3 separate regions of the Homo sapiens genome follow, and regions 2 and 3 are each linked to region 1. A link is a loop called in an ENCODE intact Hi-C map of the cell type or tissue named here. Cell type or tissue: mammary epithelial cell. All regions are shown on one strand.

Region 1 (8,000 bases):
TTGGAATTGAAATGGTCTTGAGTATTACAGATGCTGAAATTGCATGGCTATTAAAGACATGTTTGCAAACTTCACAGCTGGCACAAATCCACTTTGATGGGAGATTTACCTAGTGCGCCCTACCCCTCAAAAGACTAATTGCCCTTTAAAAAATTAACCGCACAATTTTGGGGCTTTTTTTTAGTGAGACACTAAGGAGGAAAAACACACCTAATGTCCAAACACTCCAGAAAAAAAAAAATGAAAGTAAAAGGCTGCACAAAGATTTTCTATCAAAAGCCACTGTGAAAGATGGCAAAAAAAATAAGCTGGGGACATGGGTAAGATTAGAGAGATACTATGAATGGATAAGATGAATTGCAGTTGACCCTTGAATGACTCAGGAGTTAGGGCTGCTGAACCCCATGAAGTAAAAAAAATCTGCGTATAACTTTTGATTCTCCAAAAACTTAACTACTAATAGCCTACTGTTGACCAGAAGCCTTACTAACAACATAGTCAACTAACACCTATTTTGTATGCTGTATGTATTATATACTGTGTTCTAACAGGAGAGTAAGCTAAAGCAAGGAGAATGTTATTAAGAATATCATAAGTACGAGAAAATGCATTTACTATTTATTAAGTGGAAGTGGATCATCATGAAGGTCTTTCTCTTTTTTTTTTTTTTTTTTTTGAGACATAGTCTCACTCTGTTGCCCAGGCTGGAATGCAGTGGAGTGATCTCAGTTCACTGCAACCTCCTCCTCCCTGGTTCAAGCAATTCTCCTGCCTCAGCCTCCTGAGTAGCTGGGATTACAGGTGCCCACGACCATGCCCCGCTAATTTTTTGTATTTGTAGTAGAGACGGAGGTTTCACCATGTTGGCCAGGTTGGTCTCAAACTCCTGAATTCAGGTCATCCTCCTGCCTCAGCCTCCCAAAGTGCTGGGATTATAGGCATGAGCCACTGTGCCTGGCCATCACAAAGGTCTTCATCCTCATTGTCTTCACATTGAGTAGGCTGAGGAGAAGGAAGAGGAGGGTTGCTCTTGCCATCTCAGGGGTGGCACAGGTAGAAGAAAATCCATGCATAAGTGGACCCATGCAGTTCAAACTCATGTTGCTCAAGGGTCAACTATAGTTATATATAACCTACTAAATATTGCTATTGATAGCCAAGCCCCTTTAATTGGAAAAAGAACCTTTTTTGCTTTAATGGGGGTGTCTTACATTTGTGTGTCATTTTCACATATTAATATATTGTATTTTTTAAATTTATTTTTGAGACAGGGTTTTACTGTCACTCAGGCTAGAGTGCAGTGGTGCAGTCATAGCTCACTGCAGCCTTAAATTCCTGGGGCCAAGCTACCCTGTCGTCTCAGCCACTTGAGTAGCTGGGACTACGGGTGCACACACCACAATGCCCGGCCAATGTTTTAATTTTTTTTTAGTAGAGATAGGGGTCTCCCTGTGTTGCCCAGGCTGGTCTTGAACTCCTGGCCTTCACGGATCCTCCCACCTCGGCCTTCCAAAGTGCTGAGATTACAGATATGAGCCACCATGCCCAGCCATATTGTCTTTTTAATCTTGATGACTCAGTAAGGTTGTCAATATTGGTGTACCGTTTCCATTTTATTTATTTATTTATTTAAATTAAAAAAAAAAAATTTTTGAGATGGAGTTTTGCTCTTGTTGCCCAGGCTGGAGTGCAATGCCGCGATCTCGGCTCACTGCAACCTCCGCCTCCCAGGTCCAAGCGATTCTCCTGCCTCAGCCTCCTAAGTAGCCGGAATTACAGGCCCCCCACACCACAACCGGCTAATTTTTTGTATTTTTAGTAGAGATGGGGTTTCACCATGTTGGCCAGGCTGGTCTCAAACTCCGGCTGCCCCAGCTTCCCAAAGTGCTGGGATTACAAGAGTTAGCCACCATGCCCAGCCAGTTTCCATTTTGTAGTTTAGGAAACTTAAAATTAAGTTATTTTTCTAAGGTCACAAAGCTGGTAGAATCAAAACTAAAACTCAAGTTTTCTGGGTGCTGGTTCACAGTAGTGGAAGAACATGAGCTTTAGAACAGGTTAGACCTAGGTTCAAATTCCAAATTCCATCTACTAGCTGGCTGTATGTTTTGAACAAGTTAATAAATATCTGAAATCTTTTGTCCCACATTGGCTAACAATGCCTACTGTACTGTCTTGTTGGAGGAATGAGTAAGATGATGTAGGTTATGTGCCTAGTATATAGAAGGTGTTGGGAAATGTTACATCACAGAGAGGAGGAGAGGACTGTAAAATGTTTGCTGGCAACTGCTCTGGGAAAAATCCTTCCAGGAATGATTGGAACCCAGCATGGGGAATGGGGTCACTGTCTTGGTGGAAAGGGTGGGAGATGAAGAGGAGGAAAGAGGAGGTGGTGTGGACAAGCCCTCCTATGGGGAGGTGAGGGAGGCCCCACATTCCCAGAATAGGGACCTGTGTGCTTCCTCTTTTTATCCCTCCAAAGTTCTTGAGCACTAGGTCAGAATTTAATGCACCTGCCTCTCATTCGTTATGAATAGACAGTTGCAATTCCTGGGACTGTTGGAGGTGATGGGTTTATTCTCAGAAATCTTAAAAAGGCATTTTCTGGGCACCTGAGCAAACACAAAATTATCCTGTGGAATGAGCAAGCTTCGAACGCTGAGACCCTGGGGCATCTGAAGGACCAGCTAATAACCATGTGCTAAGCAGTGTGTATTCCTAAGTTCCTCAGCTCTGCTTTTTAAAACCCCCCACCCCCCGTGCTCTGACTTGACCAAATGGTCTTCCCTCAGTGGGGTGTGTGGAAAGCAGCTGCTATGGGAATGCACAAACCTGGGATCTGCTCTCAGCTTTGTCCTTTACTTGCTGTGTGACTTTGACCAAATCACTTCCCCTCTCTGGGCCTGGGTGTCCTCAGCTATACAATGAAGAAGCTGAACTAGATGGTCTCCACAAGATGTCTTCCAGCTGGAAATTAAATTTTCGTATAATGATTCCTGCTTCTCCAGTGCCCCTTTCTCTTTCAGCTCCACTAGCTGTTACCTCCCCACAGGGTTGTGCTGTGTGCTGCCTCTGGGCCACATCCCAGGCATGCAGTGATGGCCCATGTCCAGGGTTCCTTCCCTATGAGGGTCTGGCTCCTGGCCTGCAGGGTCTGCCAAGACACCCTGACTTCATGCAGATTACATTTTTGTCTTTTCTAAAAGTGAAAGACGAAAAGGTTGCCTGAGTTTGCCCAGGGTGGAGACAGCCTGACCTGGAGTCCTCACAGAGCCCATCCTGGCCCCTGGGAATCCACTGGAACAGGCCTGCAACCCCTCGCCTCAGGATTAAACCTGAGGGCCCACTTCTGGGGACTGAAGGTCAGGAACCTGTGAGTCTCAGCATTAGCCCTTGACAGCCCCTTAGAAGGGTCACCAGCTTTAAGGGAAGGAAGAGTGCTTATCAGGACAAAGAGGGGCCCTCAGTTCCAGCAGGGCCAGCTGGTCTGGCCCAAGACAGGAGGATTAAACAGAATTCTTGGATGTTCAATGCGGCTCCATGGGGACCTCTAGCGGCTGTTTTGTCGAACTGCGGTCTCCAGCCTTCCCAGCCTCAGGACATTCCACACCTGGATGGATACTAAGTAATACCAATAACCAACATCTATCCTAGGCAGCGTCCCTGATTCACAGAGGGGAACCTCTTGAGGAGCACTTGCCTAAGGCCACCTGGCTAAGTGGTTGAGCAGGAATTTGAACGCTGCCGCTTGACTTCAGAGTTCATACTGCCTGCCCTCAAAGATGTGAGTGTGCTCCTCATGAAAACCTGGTGTTTTCCAGCACATGGCACTTGCCAATTCTATACGATGCACCTCTAAAACAAGTGAGAAGACATCTCTTCAAAGGACCCATGTGCCACCAGCAGTTGAGGGGTCACCGGATTCTTGGAGACAGAGCTAGGTTGAAGGGATGGGTCTGACACGTGTAAACTTGCCCAAGGTAACCATTTGCGAATCCAACCTCCTCCACGAAATAAAAATAAAGAGTGTCCTGCCTATCTCTAGGGCTTGTTGCAAGAGTTAGCTGAAACGCCACGATTGAACATATTTTATAAAATTAAGTAATTTGACGATTATAACTTTTATTTTTGTGAAAACAACCTGTAGTTACCAACCGATATTTGAAGCTAAAGAAAAAAAATGCAACCAGTATTTATGGAATGTTTGATATATTGGATAGTGTTCTGTGTACTTTTTACGTATTAGCTCGAACTTTTTCCTACAAACCAGGGAGGCAGGTCCTATTTTTATTCTCCATTTTACTGATGAAAACCCTGCAGCCCACACAGGGGAGGCACCTTGTCCATGATGAAATAGTGATGGAACGAGGATGTGTTCCTATGCAGCCCCACTGCAGAGCCACTGTGCTTGATTTTGACACTTACTCTGCTGTTCTTCAAGGATACATTCCAGTCTCCCAGAGAGGATGCAATGAGGACCCCCAGAGCTTGAGGATGCCTCTTCTACTGGCCCTAACAAGGATCACTGCTGTGTCAGGCACTGTGCTAAGTGATTTGTGGACATTTTTGCTAATCTGTACTCCCACCTGTGAAGTATTGCCCTTGCTTTACAGATGGGGTCTAAGGCTCTGAGAAGTAGAATGATTTGCCCAGGGCCACGTGCAGCAAGTGCACAACTAGCTCAGAACCCAGTGCTCTCGCAGCCGAACCGCTCCTAACCTCCGCTATACTGCTCCTGCTTGGCTGCTCCCCCCATCCATCCACCGGTGGGGCCCCCCACAGCCCAGGGCTCCCTTGGGCTCTGTTCACACTCTTTTTGCCCTCTCTGGGATTCCATGCATAGGAAGCAAAAACTTCTAAAGTAAGAAATGGCCCGAAAGCCAGGTGCCACCAACCCATAAAGTGTCATTTTTAGGAAAGATGCCCTTTGGGGTGATGCTGCTCACACCAGGACAAAGGCATGAGCTCAGGCTGGGTTTCAGCCCCTGCTTCCCTGTCAGCTGGGGCCTTTGTGCAGGATACAACCTGCAAAAGCGTGTCGTAAAACCACAGTCCAGAGCAGGAATGGACTAGAAACCATTGAGGATAAATCTTCTTGCGTGGGTGGGCCTGGGAGTTATCAAAGGAGGAAAGGTTTGGGATGAACAAAGCAGCCTTATCATTTATTCTCTTCCAAACACAATTACTATAAGCTGAATTGTTTTCCCCCAAATTCATATGTTGAAGCCATAACCCACCCTATGATTGTATCGGGAGGTAGAGTCTTTAGGAGGTAGTTAAGGTTAGGTGAGGTTGGAAGGTTGGGGCCCTGATCTGACAGGACTGTGGTCTTAGAAGAAGAGGAAGAGAGAGGCCAGGCGTGGTGGCTCACGCCTGTAATCTCAGCACCTTGGGAGGCCGAGGCAGGTGGATCAAGAGGTCAGGAGATCGAGACCATCCTGGCAAACACAGTGAAACCTCATCTCTACTAAAAATACAAAAAATTAGCCAGGCGTGGTGGCGGGCGCCTGTAGTCCCAGCTACTTGGGAGGCTGAAGCAGGAGAATGGCGTGAACCCGGGAGACGGAGCTTGCAGTGAGCCGAGATAGCACCACTGCACTCCAGTCTGGGCGACAGAGCGAGACTCCGTCTCAAAAAAAAAAAAAAAAAAAAAAAAAGAGGAAGACAGAAAGAGATCTCTCTCTGCCATGTGAGGAAACAGCAAGAAGGCGGCCGTCTGCAAGCCAGGAAGAAAGCCCTCCCCAGAACCCACTCTTGCTGACACCCTGATCGCAGATGTCCAGCCTCTAGAACTGCGGGAAATAAATACCTGCAGTTTAAGCCACCCAGTCTATGGTATTTTGTTCTGGCAGCCTGGGCAAACTAAGACAAAGATAAATCCCAGGGTCACAGATGACTCTTGGCAACCAAATAGGAGAGTTTGTGTTGACCGACTCTGGGCATGCATATAATGTGCTGAATTCCCCTTCTCAGAGCAGCCGTAAAGAGAGAGAGGAGACTGTGTCTTGGTTAAGCTGCTCTGCCCTCATTCCATGCTCAAAAGCGTATTTGAGCAGCGTCTATACATCAGGCTTTGGGAACAGAACAATGAGACATAGTCCGCCAAATCTGAAAAATCAAAGACATGATAATTAACTCACTTCGAAATCCCTTGCTTCCTCATGGAACGTTTGTGGCAGAGTTGCTCAGCGTGCCCACAAGACAGATGTCTCCATCCAAGCCTGTAATGTGGAATGCCATTCCTTAATGGAGGCTGATGTCTGGGGTGCCAAGCAAAGTCTCCTTGAGATTTGCCAAGTGCTTGGGATTAAATGTGCCTTCACTGAAACAAATCACTTCATTCTAAGTCACACAGCAAGTTGGAGGTCCAACCTCCATCTTCCACTATATTCACTAAAGTACAAAGTCTGTAAGCAAAACGTTTGTTAAAATTTCATTGAGGGGTTACTCCACGTAATGGAATATTGACACTTGGTGTTTTGGGGCTACAGTGATAAATATATCAGATGCAGACTCGGCCTTCAAAGGACTACCTACTCCTGAAAAGTGAGGGAGATGAGGAGGTAGGAGATGCCTGGCTAAGGGAGGAGCATGTGGAAAAGTCCAAAGGGAAAAGTTTGGGGTATAACCAGATCAGATTGGCTGGTCATGGCATAGGATACACTGAGGAATGGCAGATAATGTTGGGAGAGCCAGCTGAAGTTTTATTGTGGTGGGACTTGAGAATCTAGCTAAGGAGTGTGTGTGTGTGTGTTAGACAACCTCCAAAGGTTATGAGAATATTATCAGAACCATGCTTCTTTGCCAATTCCAATCCCTCAAGTTCAAGCTAAGGGATACAGAGTGTCTCTCAGACAGACTGTCCAGCAGGCTAGGCCGATGGCCCTAACTCACTTACATCCTCACTTCTGAGAAAGCTATGCTTAGATTTGGGTTCACATCTAGACTACAAAAGCTAAGCATAATTTGGGTTTGTCATCCAAAAAAGTGAAGAATATTATACACAAAATGCATTCTAAAGGATTAAAAAGTATAAAAATTAAACATAACAATTTGAAAATCTGAATTGACATTTATCAAATTTCTCAAAGGAAACAAACATACCAAGTTTAAAGGAAATTAAACTTAAAGAAGTCAAGGGAAAAATATTATGTTAATTTCTTCTATAGAAATGGAAAATCTATAGGTTTTAAACAAAATAACTTAAAAGGAAAACTGAGTATTAGCAACAAATTTACTAACTAAATGATTTCATAGACTGAATATACAGAATTCAGCAAGATCAATTTTTTAAAATGATCCCCCAAACATAAGTGGACAAAGAATATAAATTGACAGTTTTCAATGAGGAAAAATAAACCAAAATAAATTTTAATGTTCAATGTTATTAGTAACCTTAAGAATTGCCAATTAAAATAACACACTATTTTAACCCATCGCAGAGTAAGCACTTTCATACACTGCTTGCAGGGCTGTTCATTGATATAAATTCTCTCCCCTCCCCCATTATTATGTATTTTCCAAAATTTTACTGAAAACATCCTTTCAAGAAATCTCTATTGAACTCCTGAATCACCAAGCCAAACTTGTTATCTAGCTCCCTAGCACCCACTACTCATGCCCCCTCCCCACCCACAAACATAGATTAGCTCTGCATTCCTGCCTTGGTGTGTTGCGGGGTGAAGAAGAGTCAGGAAGCCTTACGCTGGCATAATCTGTGTCTCAGACAATATGACCACATGCCAATTTAGTGTGGAGTAGAAGAAATGGCCAGGATTTAAAGCCTGGAGACCAGAACTGGGTGGGCTTGGGAAAGTCACTTAACCTCTCTAGATCCTCAATTCTTTATTTTTTTTCAATTCAATTTAGAAATCTTTGTAATTTTCAGACATACACAAAAGAGAATAATAGCAAAATGAATCTCCAGGCACCTCACCTAGCTTCAACTGTTACCATTTTGCCAGTTTCTCCTCATCTAATCCCCTATACTTTTTTCTTTG
Region 2 (8,000 bases), 130 kb before region 1:
GCCCAAGTGCCCTGAATTCTCCAGGAATTGAGGGCTTGAGCCGTAGGAGGAAGAAACGCACCAGCATAGAGACCAACATCCGTGTGGCCTTAGAGAAGAGTTTCTTGGAGGTCAGTGAGGATTTTACTTTTCTGTACATGGGATTGTCTGTGTAGTACTTAACATTAGTACTTAGTAGAAACTGTAGGTGGTAAAAGATGACATGTCAGCCTCTGCTCTTATGGATGATTATAAATAGGTGAAGTAAGTAAGTTACTAACATAGGAGACAGAACCAGAGTTCTGCAGGGTTCAGGAGAGACTAGAATCACATCCATGCAAGCACTCAGTATGAGAGAGGTGGCAGCTTACCATAGGATACATAGGAATTAATTCCACAGACTAGAAAAGGTGGGGGGAAAGTACTTTAAGCAGAGGAAATGCATGAGCGTTTCCCCCTCAGAGTGGGGGAGAAACACTGGAGTGAGGGAAACCATAGGGTGTATGAGGAGACACTCTAGTAGATTGGTTGGTTAAATTGTAGTGTCTGTATGCCTGGAATAGTAGTTTGGGACTGGAACACTAGAGACCTTGAGTGTTAGGCTATGGAGCTTAAGTTAATGCAAGAGATATTTGGCAATTATTTTTTTGTACCAGGTAATATCATAACAAAGCTTTTAAGAAAATTTTGACTTCTCTAATTCAGAAAAGACTTGAGCACATTGGGAGGACTCTGAATTAGGAGTTTTTGTCAGCTCTGCCACTTAAACTGTGTGATTGGGCAAATCATGTGATTTCTTTAAGCTAAAGGTCCTTCATTGTGAAATACCTGCCTTTCTTACTGTGAGATCCAAATTAGATAGCATGAAGCATGGAGAAAGGTTAAATTCCTACTAATACATGTGGTTGTACTGGTATTTTGTTAATTTCATTCACAATTAATAGATCTTAAAAATGAAAAACTATAGATATTTAAGGATAACTTATCCTAAGTTAATATGAATAAGTTTAATAGGTGTATGTTCATTAGAACTTCTATCTACACAATCTCTTTGTTGAAAGTGGCCTAATGTGGATGGTCATATGTATCCCAGCTTCATTTTCTAACCTGACGTGATTATGCCAGTAGTTCAAAAAGTTATTGCAAAGGATAGCTTTTGGAATTACATCTTTTCACCCTGCAGAATCAAAAGCCTACCTCGGAAGAGATCACTATGATTGCTGATCAGCTCAATATGGAAAAAGAGGTGATTCGTGTTTGGTTCTGTAACCGCCGCCAGAAAGAAAAAAGAATCAACCCACCAAGCAGTGGTGGGACCAGCAGCTCACCTATTAAAGCAATTTTCCCCAGCCCAACTTCACTGGTAAGAATAAAAAATAGGGAGTGCAAGCTCAAGGGCTAATTTTTGCAATTTTACAAATGACCTGTTAAATCAGTTTATTTCATAATAGTAATTTAATGAATAAATACATCAAATAAATGCATGTAAATTTGTATTTTAGACATTACCAAGGTAATGAAATTCTCATTCTCTCTTTCCTTGTCTCTCGTGCTCTCTCTCTCTCTCTGCTGAGGTCACTGGTCTTGAGGTGCCCCTGCATGGAGGGTGAAATCTCGTGTTGTTATTAACCCAAGAACTTATTGGTCTTGCTTATTTTTTATTTATTTTTCTATTTATTTTATTTTTTTGAGACAGAGTCTCATTCCATCACCCAGGCTGGAGTGCATTGGTGCGATCTTGGCTCACTGCAACCTCCGCCTCCTGGGTTCAAGCGATTCTTGTGCCTTGGCCTCCCGAGTAGCTGGGATTATAGACGTGTACCACCATTCCCGGCTAATTTTTTGTACTCTTAGCAGAAGCAGGGTTTCACTATGTTGGCCAGGCTGGTCTTGAACTCCTGACCTCAAGTGATCCCTTGGCCTCCCAAAGTGCTGGGATTACGGGTGTGAGCCACCATTCCCAGTCTTTTTTTTTTTTTTTTTTTTTTTTTTTTTGTTGAGACAGAGTTTCACTCTTGTTGCCCAGGCTGGAGTGCAATGGTACGATTTCAGCTCACTGCAACCTCCGCCTCCTGGGTTCAAGCGATTCTCCTGCCTCAGCCTCCCAAAGTAGCTGGGATTACAGGCGCCCGCCACCAGACCCAGCTAATTTTTTTGTATTTTTAGTTGAGACCAGGGTTTCATCATGTTCTCCAGGCTGGTCTTGAACTCCTGACCTCAGGTGATCCACCTGCCTCAGCCTCCCAAAGTCCCAACGTGCTGGGATTACAGGTGTGAGCCACTGCGCCCAGCCCACCTATCTTATTTTTTAAAGTGAACAATTTTAATTCTTTCATCACATTTCCATCATACTCTTCTCTGGTATAGTTCATTAGATTACTCTGTAACCATGGGAGTAAATTTGCTGCTGATCCCAGTTATCTCAGAAAATCTTGTTACTTTTTATTCATGTTGAGTCCTAAAGCCCAGTTTATTAAACTTACACTCACGTGATTAAGTGACAATAAGTTACCAGATAACCTTCAGTTCTGAACTTGTATTAAAACAATCATCTCAGGTCTTTTACTTTGAAACAACATATGATCCTTTCCTGTGAAGCCTCATTGAGTAACTTCTGCTGTTTGCATTATTCCTAGACTGAAGAGACATACAGTGGTCGTATGACTCCCTTGGTTTTTAGGATGATTATGAATTTGACTTCTACATTGTCAGGATTCAAAAGATGGGAATATTGTTGAGTTTGCATTTCTGTTCTTTTTAAATTTGGTTTTATTTTATTTGAATGTCATTCCATACTGGCAGGCTTTTTAAACTAAGGTCAGCATTAAAAGCACATGTTAGTTTATGTGAAGGTTGTAGTTGTTAAATGGTGGGCCTGTAGTCATAAAGTTATGAGATAGTTATGAAAAAGATAATTATTAATCAACAATTTTGTTTTGTAAAGGTGATGTTTGTGTTTTAGATTTGTACTAAAAGAAAGACAGTATTTCTTGCAAAACTAGAATTTTTTGTTATTTCAAAACTAATCCGTTTTTTTTAAAAGTTTGCTTCACATTATTTTCATAATTTTATTTTATTAAAACCAAACCTAAGGCAATACTGCCCCCCTACAGAGTCAAAAGTAAAAGTAATACATGTACCCCAGATTCCCTGATCCTGTCAAATAGTTTTCTTATTTAGGTAAAGTTGATAATTAGTATAATGTTTCTTACCGACTTAGAGTATATCTGTCTCAACGCTATTGAAATTTACGAACTTTTTATTATTTATTTTTAAAACCCAGGCAAAGCTATCTGTGATATCAGTGAACAACCATCTTCGAATAGCAGCTTTCCAACATAGGATGTCAGGTGTCTCAATTCCAAGATCAAAGAAAGACTGTAAAATCATTTCCTCTTTAAGTTTTGATTTTAAGTGCTTTGTCCATGTTTTCATTTCTGACCTCAAGGTGGCGACCACACCAAGCCTTGTGACTAGCAGTGCAGCAACTACCCTCACAGTCAGCCCTGTCCTCCCTCTGACCAGTGCTGCTGTGACGAATCTTTCAGTTACAGGTAAGCAGCTGCCAGGCCATGCACCTGCTGAGCACATGGGAGGCCCGTTTTGGGTTATTATAAGAGTCTACCATTAAATTGTGAATTAAGGCCCTAACTAAAGATAGGTGTTGCTCATAAATATCAATTTTCTTTAAAGTAACTCCTTTCCTTAAAAGCCTTCAATAGCCGTGGCTTTTTGCATTCAGAAAAACCTCCAAGTTTGTCAATTCGTGAAGGTTATTTCCGGTCTGAACCTGATCTCCCACTAGTCTTTTGCCTACGCACCCTCAACACACAGGAGGCCTCCATCCATACCTTTGTAAACATCCCTACAATGGAAATGTCCATCTTAGCCTGCAGTTCTTGATCTGTTACTGATAAAACTATACCAGCTTGTATGTCAATTTTCTTGGAAATATTCTTTAGCTTTCCCAGGAAACTATTCATTTCCATGTACCTGTATTATAAATGATTTTATTTTTACACACCTGTCTTTCCCAATAGACTGCACTTCTCAAAAGATTTGATTATTCTTTTTGAACTCTTGATGCCTAGCTCAGTGCATGACATACTCACTATAAAATGAATGTTTTTTTTTCCTTTGGCCTCTTTTAAATAGCAAATTTTCCAGATAAATTTAAAATCACTTAGCATTGTCATCAGATGTTTTTTAGTGATACATAGTGCATAAGACATGCTGTAATTATTCACCAGGTTGGTTATTTGCTAGTACATCATTGGGTAGATTAATGATATTTCATAATGAAGCTTGATTTAACCTAGAGGTAGGGACTTTTATTTTTCTCACCCATGTTTTAAGTTTACAATGCCTCCTTGGCTCTATGACCTACCCATGATGTAAAAATTGAATAAATGGCTTTATATTATATTAAATTTCTACATTATTAGAACATTTTGTTTATTGTTTTCTGCATCCAATCATCCATTAATTTTTGCTTATGTTAAACAGTACTTCTTGACCTCTTCTGGATGTTGGACCTTTTTAAGAATTTGAAAGCTACAGACTTTTCCTCACACAAAATAGACATATACACAATTTTTAGTAAAATTTAAGGAGATTTATAAATGACAGCTCCCATCAACCTCCCACTCCAAGGCTATTTGTGGATACCTACAGGTTCCAGTTTTAATAACCTTGGTTCAAGAATATACTTAAGAACCTTGGTTAAGAATATATATAATATTGAGCACTTCCACTTAATAAGCAAACTGTTAGTGATTGATTGGCATTGTGTTGGGCACCAAGAATGTGAAGAACCATCTCTGAGGACCTTGTTGTCCAAATTGACTGCCAGTCACCTGGTAAATTATGAACTGAATCCTACCTTCCCAACAAATTATATTGCTTTAGGTCTAAAAATACCTGTCTCTTACAGAAATTTTGTTAATAGTTTACACATTAAGAACAAATAGCTTTGCAGTTTTCTTAAAATATGGGGAAAATCAAAGTAATTTTAGAGAGATTTTAATACTCAAAACTAGCTAAAAATTTGCATCAGTTTTTGATACTTCTTACCACTCACATTTTCTTGAACTCTTACTCAGCCTATTTATGTGGATCTATTTGTGATTTTTTTCTGACACGTTGATAATTTTTCCTGGAGTGAATTTTTTTTAATTATTAAAAACATTATTAGGAAATTCAAACAGGAAAAACAATCACAAGTACCATTTTTATTTTCTCTTTAAATCCTTTTTATATGTACATGTATGTACAGTTTCAGTAGTATTTGTGCAGTACAGTATTTGATTGCAGCCTTGTGATACTCTAAGCAGAGGACTCAGGCTCTGCCTGGACACCTGACCCACAAAAACTATGAGATAATAAATTGTGATGATTTAAGCTGCCGAATTTGTGTCATTGCTCCTTGAAAGAGAAGAAGAGTCAGTGTCAAGTGGGTTTTCTTTTCTTACTCTTTTATCAGCCGTTGCTCAAAACCATGCCCCTTTTTAATTTGTTTTTCCTCTTTGGACTGTAACTTTCTTGTACAGCCTCTTTTCCTCTGATATTTTTATACTGCCTTCTTTTTTTCTCTGTTGAGAAAAGTAGCATGTTTCTTTATCATGTTATTTATTAAAGACGGCCATTGTCTTAATCATACAACTTATGTAATGCAATCTGCTTTCTTCCTGAAGACTTTCTTCTTGGGATTTCTATGATTGCTTATTTTAAATTGTTTTCCTTGTTTTCCTGAGTTAGATCCAATGTTTCTCAGATGCCCTGTCATCCTCTTTGATTCCTTTTTGTCTGGAGCACGTTCTCAAGTAATTTTATTTAGAAAGGTTACATGGGAGGTAAAACTTCTAAATACATGTATAACTGAGAAGTATTTATTTTGCCTTCACAGTATTTTTTGGAGTTTGTCCAGTTACAAAAGTATTTTTCCTTTGAATTTTGTTGTGTTTTAGCATCTAGTGTTGCTAGTGAAAAGTCTGATTTCAATCTCTTTTTCCTTGTTTTTTCTCTCTGTAAACCTTAAGGGTTTTTTAAAATCTTATACTGTTCTAAAATTTCACTACAAGGTTTCAAAGAAGGGGCCTTTTAAAACTTGCCCTCATTGGCCTTCAGCAAGCATTTTCAATGTGAATTAATGTATTTCTTGCACTCTGGTAATTTATCTTTTTTTTTTTTTAAGTTAGGATTTTTTGGCATTCACTCTGTTTATTCATTTTGTGTCATTTGTAATGTGCTGTTGGCTTTTTTCATTGTCTGGTGATTTTTGTAGTGATGAATGCAAGATTACATTACTTATTATCAGTAGCCTGTAAGGGTTTTTCCTGACATTGTGTAGCTTCTGTTACTCAAGAGTCCCCTCCCCTGAATGGAAGGGCTCGCGGTGAGCTGTGAATGTGAATAAAGAACTGCCAAACTTTATTTCAGCCTATGAACAGGAAGCAGGCAGGCAAGCGAGGCTTTCTGTCATACTTTTCCAAAATGAGGGGTATCTTTCCTCATGCATGCAAGTACCTACACTAGAATCCTTAGCGTTCCATAGTCAGATTTTATTTTCTTTCAAGAGTAGGTGACTTTGGTTCTGTTCATTTGAGAGGTCTGGTAGAAGGAGGGAAAGGCCCACTGTGAGAGCTATTATGTGAATAGCCCTTGAATCACCCTGTTCTCTGACCCTATTTCCATCTACCTCAGTATCTGACAAATAACTCTGAGCTGGGACTCTCTGTGAGGCTCCATCAGAGTGAATAATTTCCTCCTCTATCATAGTCTTCTCCTGTGCCCTTCTGGATTATGGTTGATTTCTCCACCATCCAGTTTTATCCTTTTTCTCATTTCTGCAAATCTGTCTAAATCTCAAAACCTCTGATACCTGTCACCAGAGCTCTTTTTCCCTTTTGTATCTCTTTACTATTATTTGGAATAGGATTTTAGAAATGAAGGGAAAAACCATATCCTTAGCACTATCTTCTAAGAAAAATCATGTTTGATTGATGTGGTCATCTTATTTTCCCATAGGTACGTTTGACACATAATAGGTCCTTGGTAAACATTCTAAAATAGATGCAAGTGAGCATTGCCATACTCCTCCAGAAAGACGAGTGTTCCATTGTGTCTCAAAAACTTGTAAAAATTCCACAGCCCTTAATAATCTCAACCAAACATGCCCCGCCCCCAATTCATTTTCCAAAATATTTTTCATAGTGACAAAATTGTTGATTCCTCAGGAAGATATAGCAACTATAATTATATAGCCACCTTAACAACAAAGGCCCAAGATACAGGAAACAAAAAGGAATAAAATTCAAAGAAGAAATAGACAATTCAACAATAACAGTTGCAGACATAGTATTTATTTGAGCCACGTTAAAAAAAAAAAAATTCAGGCCATGTGCAGTGGCTTATGCCTATAATCCCAGCACTTTGGTAGGCCAAGGTGAAAGGATCGCTTGGGTCCAGGAGTTCAAAACCTGCCTGGGCAACATAGTAAGACCTTGTCTCTACAAAAAAAAAAAAAAATGAGCAAAATTAGCCAGGCGTGGTGGCACGTGCCTATAGTCCTAGCTGCTCGGGAGGCTGAGGTGGGAGGGTCACTTGAGCCTGGAAAGTTGAGGCTGCAATAAGCTGAGATTGTACCACTGAACTCCAGCTTGAGAACAGAGCGAGACCCTGTTTGGGGGAAAATAAAAAAAAGCCGTGAAGGATATACAACATTTGAGCACTATCAACCAACTTGTTCTAACTGCCATCTGCAGAACACTTGGTCCAGCAACAGCAGAAAACACATCCTTTTTATGTACACATGGAACATCCATCTCCCAGGATACTTTTAGCCATAAAACAAGTTTCAGTAAATTAAAAAGGATTAAAATCATACAAAGTGTGTTGTCTGATGACAACTGAGATAAACTAGAAATTAACAATAGAAAGAAATTTGGGAAGTCCCCATGTATTTGAAAATTAAAACATGCATCAAAGAAGAAATAACATTTCTCCTCTATTTTCCTATCAGG
Region 3 (8,000 bases), 620 kb before region 1:
ACGGCTTATAAGTGAAAACAATCCTCATCGCTTGCCTTCCTCACTCCTCCAGGTTTTTATGTGAAAGGAATCAGTTTTTTGGCAAGTCCCTTTGAAAAGTTTTCCAACCTCTGTTCTAGGGTATGACTAAGCTGAAAGTCTTAAAGTGACTGAGATCATTTGTACTGGCTGAGATGTGACCTGGATGTAAAAGTGTTTGCGCTTATTCAACCTGCATGGGAGTGACTGCTCCGCAGCCTTCCTGAGGTCAGAGCTCTCAGGATATCATAAAATGATCTCATTTTGGTTTAGTTAAGCTCACACTACAAGACCTACTGCATGCCACATACCACAGTGGTATGAAGGATACCAAGAAAAAGAATACTTTCAAAGAACTTGCATTCCAGTGGGCAACCAGACACAAAAATAGATCATTTTGTGTTTATGCATTGAACATGGTGACAGGGCGAACACTGCAGAGGAAGCATGGACCTGGGGCTCTTAGCTCAGCCTGGTGGGAGTGGGGCTTCCTAAAAGATGCAACATCCAAGCTGAATCTTAAAATGTATGTAAGAAAGTGCTCAGAGAGGGGAAGGAAGGTATTCTGGAATAAAGGAACAGAGGTATAGAACAACACAGTGTAGTCAAGCTCTACAAATGTTTCTGCATATTACAGCATAGCAAAGACGTAGAAAAGAAGTAGAGGTAGAGACTGGCAATGAAGCTGTGATGGCAGAAAAGGGTGGGATCACAAAGAGCTTTGTGTGTTCTAAGGCACTTGACAATATGTGAAAAAGACTATGGAGAGCCAGAAGGGTTTTAAGCAGAAAGTGGCAAAGTCAGACTTCAGTCTTGCCAGGTATCTTAATTTCAACTGAACCACTTGTTATTTGAGTTTTCTGCTTAGGAAACATTTGGAGGTCTGGAATTTCATGACTGAGAGTCCTTATCAAGATATGACGTGGCTGTATGTGAGAGTTCAGATGTACCCTCAGGCTCACCCTCACGAATAAACTGTGTGATGCTCTAGGGTTTCGCCTGGACCTAGGGGGCCCAGCCACCCATCAGTTCAGGGCCTCCATGGCATGCAGCCCAGTGCCCCATTGCCCCTGTCCTCTGTGCAGGTCAGCACTGCCCACTGCCAGACTGCCCTCTACCAAAAACCAGGGTTAAGTAGCTCCCTTTCACCACTTACAATTCTTACAGCGCAAGTCTTTAGGTCAATTTTTTCTTTCTGATACTGTGAGGATAATTTGGCAGCATTATCAAAGCTGCTGGTCTCCTTAAGTCAAGAATTTAAATCATTCCATTTAGTTCTGAACTTCCTTGAGAGAGAGAAAAAAAAATGTGTTGATGAGTTCCTTGGAATGAGAAATATATTTGCTGTGATGAACAGCTGTTTGCCAGTTCTTCAAGACGTTTCTCTCTGAAGCAATGAAAATATACACAATAGCCCTCAAGTGTCTGGAGAAGAGGTTTCCTTTTGAAAATTCCCCATGGCCTACTGTGACTGACTTGAGTATGGATCACTGTGAAAATCCACCTTCATGTGAGAGAGTTATTTACGTCTCAGGAATCGCCATGGAACAATGAGCACTCTCCAAGTTCTCTTCATGGAGCGTGCTGTAGGCCTGTTCATTTCTTTTGAGGGAACATCTCTTAATAAATGGAGTCTCCCCACTCCACAATCTGTTGCTCTAAATTTGCTAAAACATTTTCAATATTTTGTCTGAATTCCTGTATCAAATTCTGGAATCGAAAGAAAGTTTAGTATCATGGGTAATCAATAATCAGAGGAATGTGAGATATCGGTTGCTTGGAAGCAATTAAGTTTTTTTTAAGAAAATATATTTTAAAAGTTATATAATGTAATGTAAAAATTATACATATTTTGAGTGACATAGCCCTATTCTTCCATGACCAATGCTGTACATACATAAAGGCTACAAATTAAATGGGAGCTCACCAAAGAACAACCAACTCCCAAAATGCAGGGTTTCTGATAACCATGTTAGAGAAGGCCGCTTTGGTCTGAAGCTGAGATGCAAAGAAAGGACTCTGCCCAAGTCACATGTTCTCCTTCACATGAGAGAAGGAAGCACAGACGTGCTGGCCATCCCTGAGAACAGGAAGTGAAAGGTGTAGGACCAGAAAAGAGAATGTGGGGTGCGTAAACACTTACTTTACACTGGGAAATGTGGCATGATGAACTTCAGACACTCAAGGAATCCAAGTAGTTCTCCTTTCCTGTTTATACAGAAAGGAATGAAGAGGTGGATAGGTGTCTTAGTCACTTCAGGCTGCTGTAACAAAAATACCATAGACTAGGTGGCTTAAATATCAGAAATTTATTTCTCACAGTTCTAGAATCTGGGAAGTCCAAGCTCAGTGCACCAATACATTCAGTTCCTGGCGAAGGTCCTTTTCCTGGTTTGCAGACAGATACCTTGCTGTATCCTCACATGGCAGAGAAAGAGAGGAAGTAATCTCTCTCCTGTCTCTTCTTATAAGGACACTAATTCCATCATAAGAGCTCCACCCTACTGACCTAATCACCTCCCAAAGGCCTCATGCCCAAATACCATCACATTAGGATTAGGATTTTGACATAAAAATTTGGGGAAGACACAAAACACTCAGTCCATAGCAACAGAGAAGCAAAATGTCCCCTGTTCTATGGAACTTAGAGAGGAAGGGAGAAGCACCTTGCCCAGCATTAAGTATTTTTCTTGAAACTGTCTGGAACCTCTAACAAAAAAAGTAGAAGGTGAATAATTAGGAGACAACAGGAAGTAGGAGACAAGAAATGAGGGTACCAGAAGAATCCAGGGAGGAGACGAAAGGTCCTAATGAAGGCAGTGACACAGAGATGGATTTCTAAATTCAGAACGAGACAAGTATAACCAAGGACATTCACTGGTATATGGAAGGCTCTGGTAGGATTTGTCACTGAACTGTGGTAAAAACAGCCTCCCTGAAGCCTTGGGTTGGAATAATACGTGTGAGGGAATTGGCAACAAAAGGAAGCCGGAAAGGCTGGTTGTTCAGGGCTCTGTGGCTGCAGATAAAGAATCTTTTCGGATGCAGTAGCAGATAGCTGTTGGTGTTGTGTATGTGTTTTGTCTGCCCAGCATCACTATTCTCACTTCTTCTATTAATAACAACTCTCTTCTCTCTTTGGAGAAATCTTCCTATCCCACTATCCAGTCCATCGCAGTCTCACCTTCCTGGTCATAAACAGACTTGCCACATCTCTGGCCACATGATTAGCTCAGATATGGGCACATGACTCAATATGAGTTGACTGCAGTCTTTCTCCAGGATTGTTCTCATGAGTAAAGCCTTTTGCCTGCTTGGTCAAATGAGCTGGAAAGTTGTGACTCTCAGACTGCTAGTGGCTATATTCCTGCCTTTTGGAGTAAGTCTATCCTCACTGAGAAAATGTATTGATGTAAAAACACAAGTAGGTGTGGATGATGGACAGGGAATCTTAAATCTTACTACATTGAGACCCAGGTTTGTTCTCAGTTCCTACAGCTCTTCCAGCCTGTGAGCTACTCCAGGATCTCTCTAATAGATGAGCTCCATTTCTCCTTTTCTTGTTCTTAAGCTAGTCTGAGCTATCTTCCTGTCATTTGCAACCAAAAATTTTTTTACTAATACAGCTGCCAAAGGAATGAAACATAAGAGGCTATCGCCTTGGCCTGAGGGAATGAGAAAAGCTAGGTGCCTAAGTCATACCAGCAACAAAAAGAGGCTGGGAGGGTGGGGTTGTATATTAATGTCCATTATAATTTAACTACATTCAGTTGAACAAAGCGTTTTTCCAAAAACAAGGTTAATAGAAATTGACATATATATGTGTGTGTGTATACATACATATATATATATATATATATATAAATATATATAAATATATATATTTATATATATATATATATATATATATCCTTCTAGCTTTGCTCTACTGGACATTAACGTCTCAGAGAAAGAAAAAGAGCCAGAAAAAATCCACTGTGGCTATGCTTCTACACAAAATTTGTAACAAAATGTGAGAAAATATCTCCAGAGAGCAAGGATTGTTTTAAAAAAAAGTAAAGTGTTTTAACATGTCTGGAATTTTCTCCTCTGCTTGGTTTTTAGAGACAGTGAGAGAGAGAACAAGAGACAGAGAGATTGATTCATCTTTGTACAGCTGAAGACTAGGGAATGGACTATTTAGGTCCTTTGGTTGTACAGTTTGATGACACGGTTTTTGCTTGTTAAAGAGAAACTGGCTTCACCATAATTCTGCAGAATCAGAGTCCTGACCTGACTTCAGAAAACAATTGTAATTCCATGGTGTTAAAAGCACACTTTAAAATAGCTTTAAATCACAAAAGGCATGCACCTAAATCCCACTTGATCCCAAGCAAAAACCTCATGGTTTTCCCCACATTATATCCACAGAAGCCTGCCTCAAAAACATAATATGGCAAGTTCTAAACTTGCAAAGTGTAAGAAAAACATATCACTTTTAAAGAAAAAATTCCTAATGCACTTAATTTGTTTTTCAAAAGCCAAATTCATCTATATAAATTCATATATAGCATTAAAATAAGCTATATAAATTCATATGTAGCTTTTCCCTTAAGTAATGTGAGGCACACCTCCATCCAATACTGGAAGGTTAGCAATAGAGTCACTCTCTTGGATGTGTGCCACTAGATGGCGTGTCAGACCAACTCACTCACCTCTAAGCAACTTCCTAGCTACTTCTACACCTCATGCCATTTTTGGTGAGTCATCTTAGGCCACCTGATAAGTATTCAGGAAATGCTTATAACCAATTCAGCAGAAAATATAATTTTCACCTAAGTGGTGTGATGAGTATGATTAGGATGTCTCTGCCAAGATTTTCTAAGAGAACCTGAAATTAGCCTACTTCTTATTTCTTGAAATGAAAGCATATAAAAATTGGATTAGAATTAGATAATCATAGGGAAAAATGAATTATTTGTTTTGCCTAATTTTAATCCATCCTATGAGTCTAGTCCTTCCTTGCTGCTTCTTTTTTTTCTTGTCTTTTTAAATTTTTACCTTTTTGTGGAGGATGGGATCTCACTATACTGCCCAGGTAGGTCTTGAACTCCTGGCTCAAGCTATCCTCCCACCTTTGTCTCCCTAACTGTTGGGATTTCAGGTGTGAGCCACAGGGCCCGGCCTTCCTTGCCTCTTGAATGAAATCTACATCCATAATTTATTTGGCCACTCTTAACAATTAACAGCCTTCTGTTCACTCTTAAACCCTAAAACAGTCTATGTCTATAATTAAGACAGCCATTCTCTTATATTATCAAACTCTAAAGAATATGTAAAGTTAAAGCCTCTTGCCCTCCCCATCTTAAGATTTTGTTTGCAGTCTACAGGTTGCATTAGAAAGAAATGCACAATGCGTGTATGTGTGCCTTTTTCATTTTTTCCCATTTAGCACACTTACTTCTTCCTTACTCAATCATTCACTCTTCCTGGCTTCCCCAGGGTTGCTGTGTATATATAGAGTCATTATGGAGAAATGTAAGGCAGATAAGGAGCAAGAAAGGTTTTTCTTGACTGGCACAATGTAATATGGCATTGCACCACACATGAGCTTAAAATAAAAAACTATAAAACCCATAAAGAAACAAAAAACTGTGAGTGAAAGTTAGCAGAAGTAACAAACTCTAAAAGTAGACCCACAAAGACTGTAGATATTGGAATTACTGGATATAAAATTTTAAGTTAGTATCTTTAAGATATTCAGATAAATAAGAGGGCATTGTAAAAAAAAAAAAAGAGTAAGTCACAAGACAACAGGGACTATGTAAATTTGAAAAAGAACTAAACTCCTAGAAATGAAATACATATTAATTAAAATTAAAACTCAAATAAAGGAGATTAGAGCTAGCTGAAAAGAAAATTAGTGAGCTGGAAGATAAACCTGAAGAAATTTACCTGAATAGGGAATAGAAAACACAGAGAGAGGAAATACAAAATATAGATTAAACAATATGGGGCATAGAATGAAAAAAAATCTAACAATTGGAATTCTCAAGAGAGAGTTTAAAAAGAAGAGGAAATATTTGATGTGTTAATATAGCTGAGAGTTTTCCATATTTAATGGGAAATCCAATCCACGGATTTAGGAAACACCACAAATCCTAATTTGGATAAATAAAAAGAAATCCACACCTGGTCACATGTTAATTAAACCAAAGAACACTAGAGACAAAAAAATCTTTAGAACAGTCAGAGAGACCAGACAGATTAGGAAGGATAATTAAACTGGTAATTGACTTCTTAAAAGCAAAAATAAAAGTCAGAAGGGAGTGTAATAATAACTTCAATGTCCTGAAAGAAAATAACTATCAATCTAGAATCATAATCAGTGAAATTATCTTTCAAGAACAAGAATGAAATAAAGACTTTTACATCAACAAAGACTGATGAGTATCCTACCAACAAATCATTACTGAAGTAAACTTCCTTCAGAAAGAAAATATTTCAAAAGGAAGATCTGAAATATAGGAAAAAAAGATGTGTAGAAAAAACACGTGGGTGATTCTAAACAAATACTTTATAAATAAAAACAAAAATATTTTATAAAGCTGAAAAACCTAAATGGAATTAAAACACAAAATAATACAAAATCCAGAGGTAATCAAACTGTTTTAGAGTCTATCTTTAAGTTAAATCTACATGTTAACATTTTTAAGTTAACTACTTAAAAAAAATTGAGCCCAGATGCTTCAAGCAAAAACAGATTTTCTGCTTGACAAGGCCACTAAAATCTGGAATTCCCTTGAGAGGGCTTAGCCATCCAAAACAGGATTAATAGTTCTCAGAGGTATTTATCACTTCTTTTGCTAACAAAGGTTTTTAATTGCCTCCTCTTAATTATGGTGCTGTGGAATTTCTCAAATCTTAACAGAACTTGAAATGTCCTCCCACGAATAGCTTCCTTCCTCCCTTCCCCAAGTGTAATTTCTAGCAGGCATATGCTTGTGCCCCTCTTGGAAATGAGCTAGGTACCATCACCTTATCCAACCACCTTTCCTACCCTTCATCTCCTTCTGAATGTTACAGTCTGTGGAGAGCAGTAAGAGTGACAACAGAATTTATCTAGCTTATTACAATCTGTAAAAGCATACCTTTTGCTCTGTCAGTACCAGCCCCCTCTGTAACCCCACAATATGTATTCCTCTATTACTGTACTTACAACAATCAGAGAAGGACATGTATCATATGATTCTTTCTCTTGCTGAGGCCATTTAATGTCAGATCATGATTAACCATAGTTGTGTTAATTATGAGTTCTTGGTAACAAATGTAGGTAAGAATTCTTTATTACGTTTAAAACATTACAACCAAATTCAATTTGTATGTCTGACACAGAAAAAAAAAGTCATGGACAACAGTAATACAAACATTTCAGTTTTGATGTCACAAGGCACAAAGACAACTGACAGGTGGCCCTCACGAAGCCAACTTCTCACCCTTCTCTGTCCCACCCTCCTACTCCCTTGTTCTTTATTCTCACACAGCAAATTTCTTATGCAGTCGTGTCTAATACTTTTGTTAATAAAATGGCTTTTCCTTAAAGCCAAGGTAAAAGAGAAGCTATCTGTGTCTCTTTTAGCCTTCCCAGAAGAAATGAGTCAGACTAGTTACTTCATGGCCAGCCCCACCAAGAAACTCTAAGAAAAATTTAGCTAAACTACTATATCTTTTTCCTTCTCACATTCCTTATTCCTCTATATCTGATCCCTCTTAGTTCTACCTAAAATCTTAAAATGTAGTGAAGATGCCAGATTTTTGCTGTTAAGCAGCTTCTGCCTGGAGTTCTGAATCCAGATGAATCTGTCGTTTCATTCAGAAACTTCTCTGCAAGAAGGATTCTCCAGAAAACCTGAAGCATATATTACCCCTCACAGCACAGGTGATGAAAGTGAGGCTCTCAGCTGGGTTCAGTGGCTCATGTCTGTAATACCAGCACTTTAGGC

What was found. Hi-C counts contacts between places; a loop is a spot of excess contacts. Peaks named below come from ENCODE experiments on the same cell type or tissue, not always from the same donor. Only the 100,000 strongest peaks of a DNase experiment are listed, where the experiment ranks them.
Region 2: it touches region 1 in a loop (14-fold over the local background); 63 of 110 quality-filtered maps call a loop at or near these places.
Region 3: it touches region 1 in a loop (4-fold over the local background); 14 of 110 quality-filtered maps call a loop at or near these places.

Annotation. Positions count from the first base shown.
Region 1 is chr1:167,530,431-167,538,430 of GRCh38, forward strand. It overlaps LOC107985224 (a long non-coding RNA gene), which reads right to left and starts at 5,365. Exons shown (of 2, transcript XR_001738279.2): 1 at 2,833-5,365. It also overlaps the pseudogene AKR1D1P1. In mammary epithelial cell, a CTCF peak has its summit at 3,553 (motif pointing left); DNase peaks (open chromatin) are centred at 3,641 and 5,031.
Region 2 is chr1:167,398,024-167,406,023 of GRCh38, forward strand. POU2F1 (POU class 2 homeobox 1) reads left to right here. Exons shown (of 16, transcript NM_002697.4): 11 at 1-110; 12 at 1,163-1,342; 13 at 3,428-3,533. Among named protein-coding and RNA genes, the nearest start is that of CD247, 120 kb to the right of the region's middle. In mammary epithelial cell, a CTCF peak has its summit at 3,440 (motif pointing right); a DNase peak (open chromatin) is centred at 3,468.
Region 3 is chr1:166,905,879-166,913,878 of GRCh38, forward strand. ILDR2 (immunoglobulin like domain containing receptor 2) reads right to left here. Exons shown (of 10, transcript NM_199351.3): 10 at 2,309-8,000. Among named protein-coding and RNA genes, the nearest start is that of TADA1, 34 kb to the left of the region's middle. In mammary epithelial cell, a CTCF peak has its summit at 4,686 (motif pointing right); DNase peaks (open chromatin) are centred at 223, 3,283 and 4,713.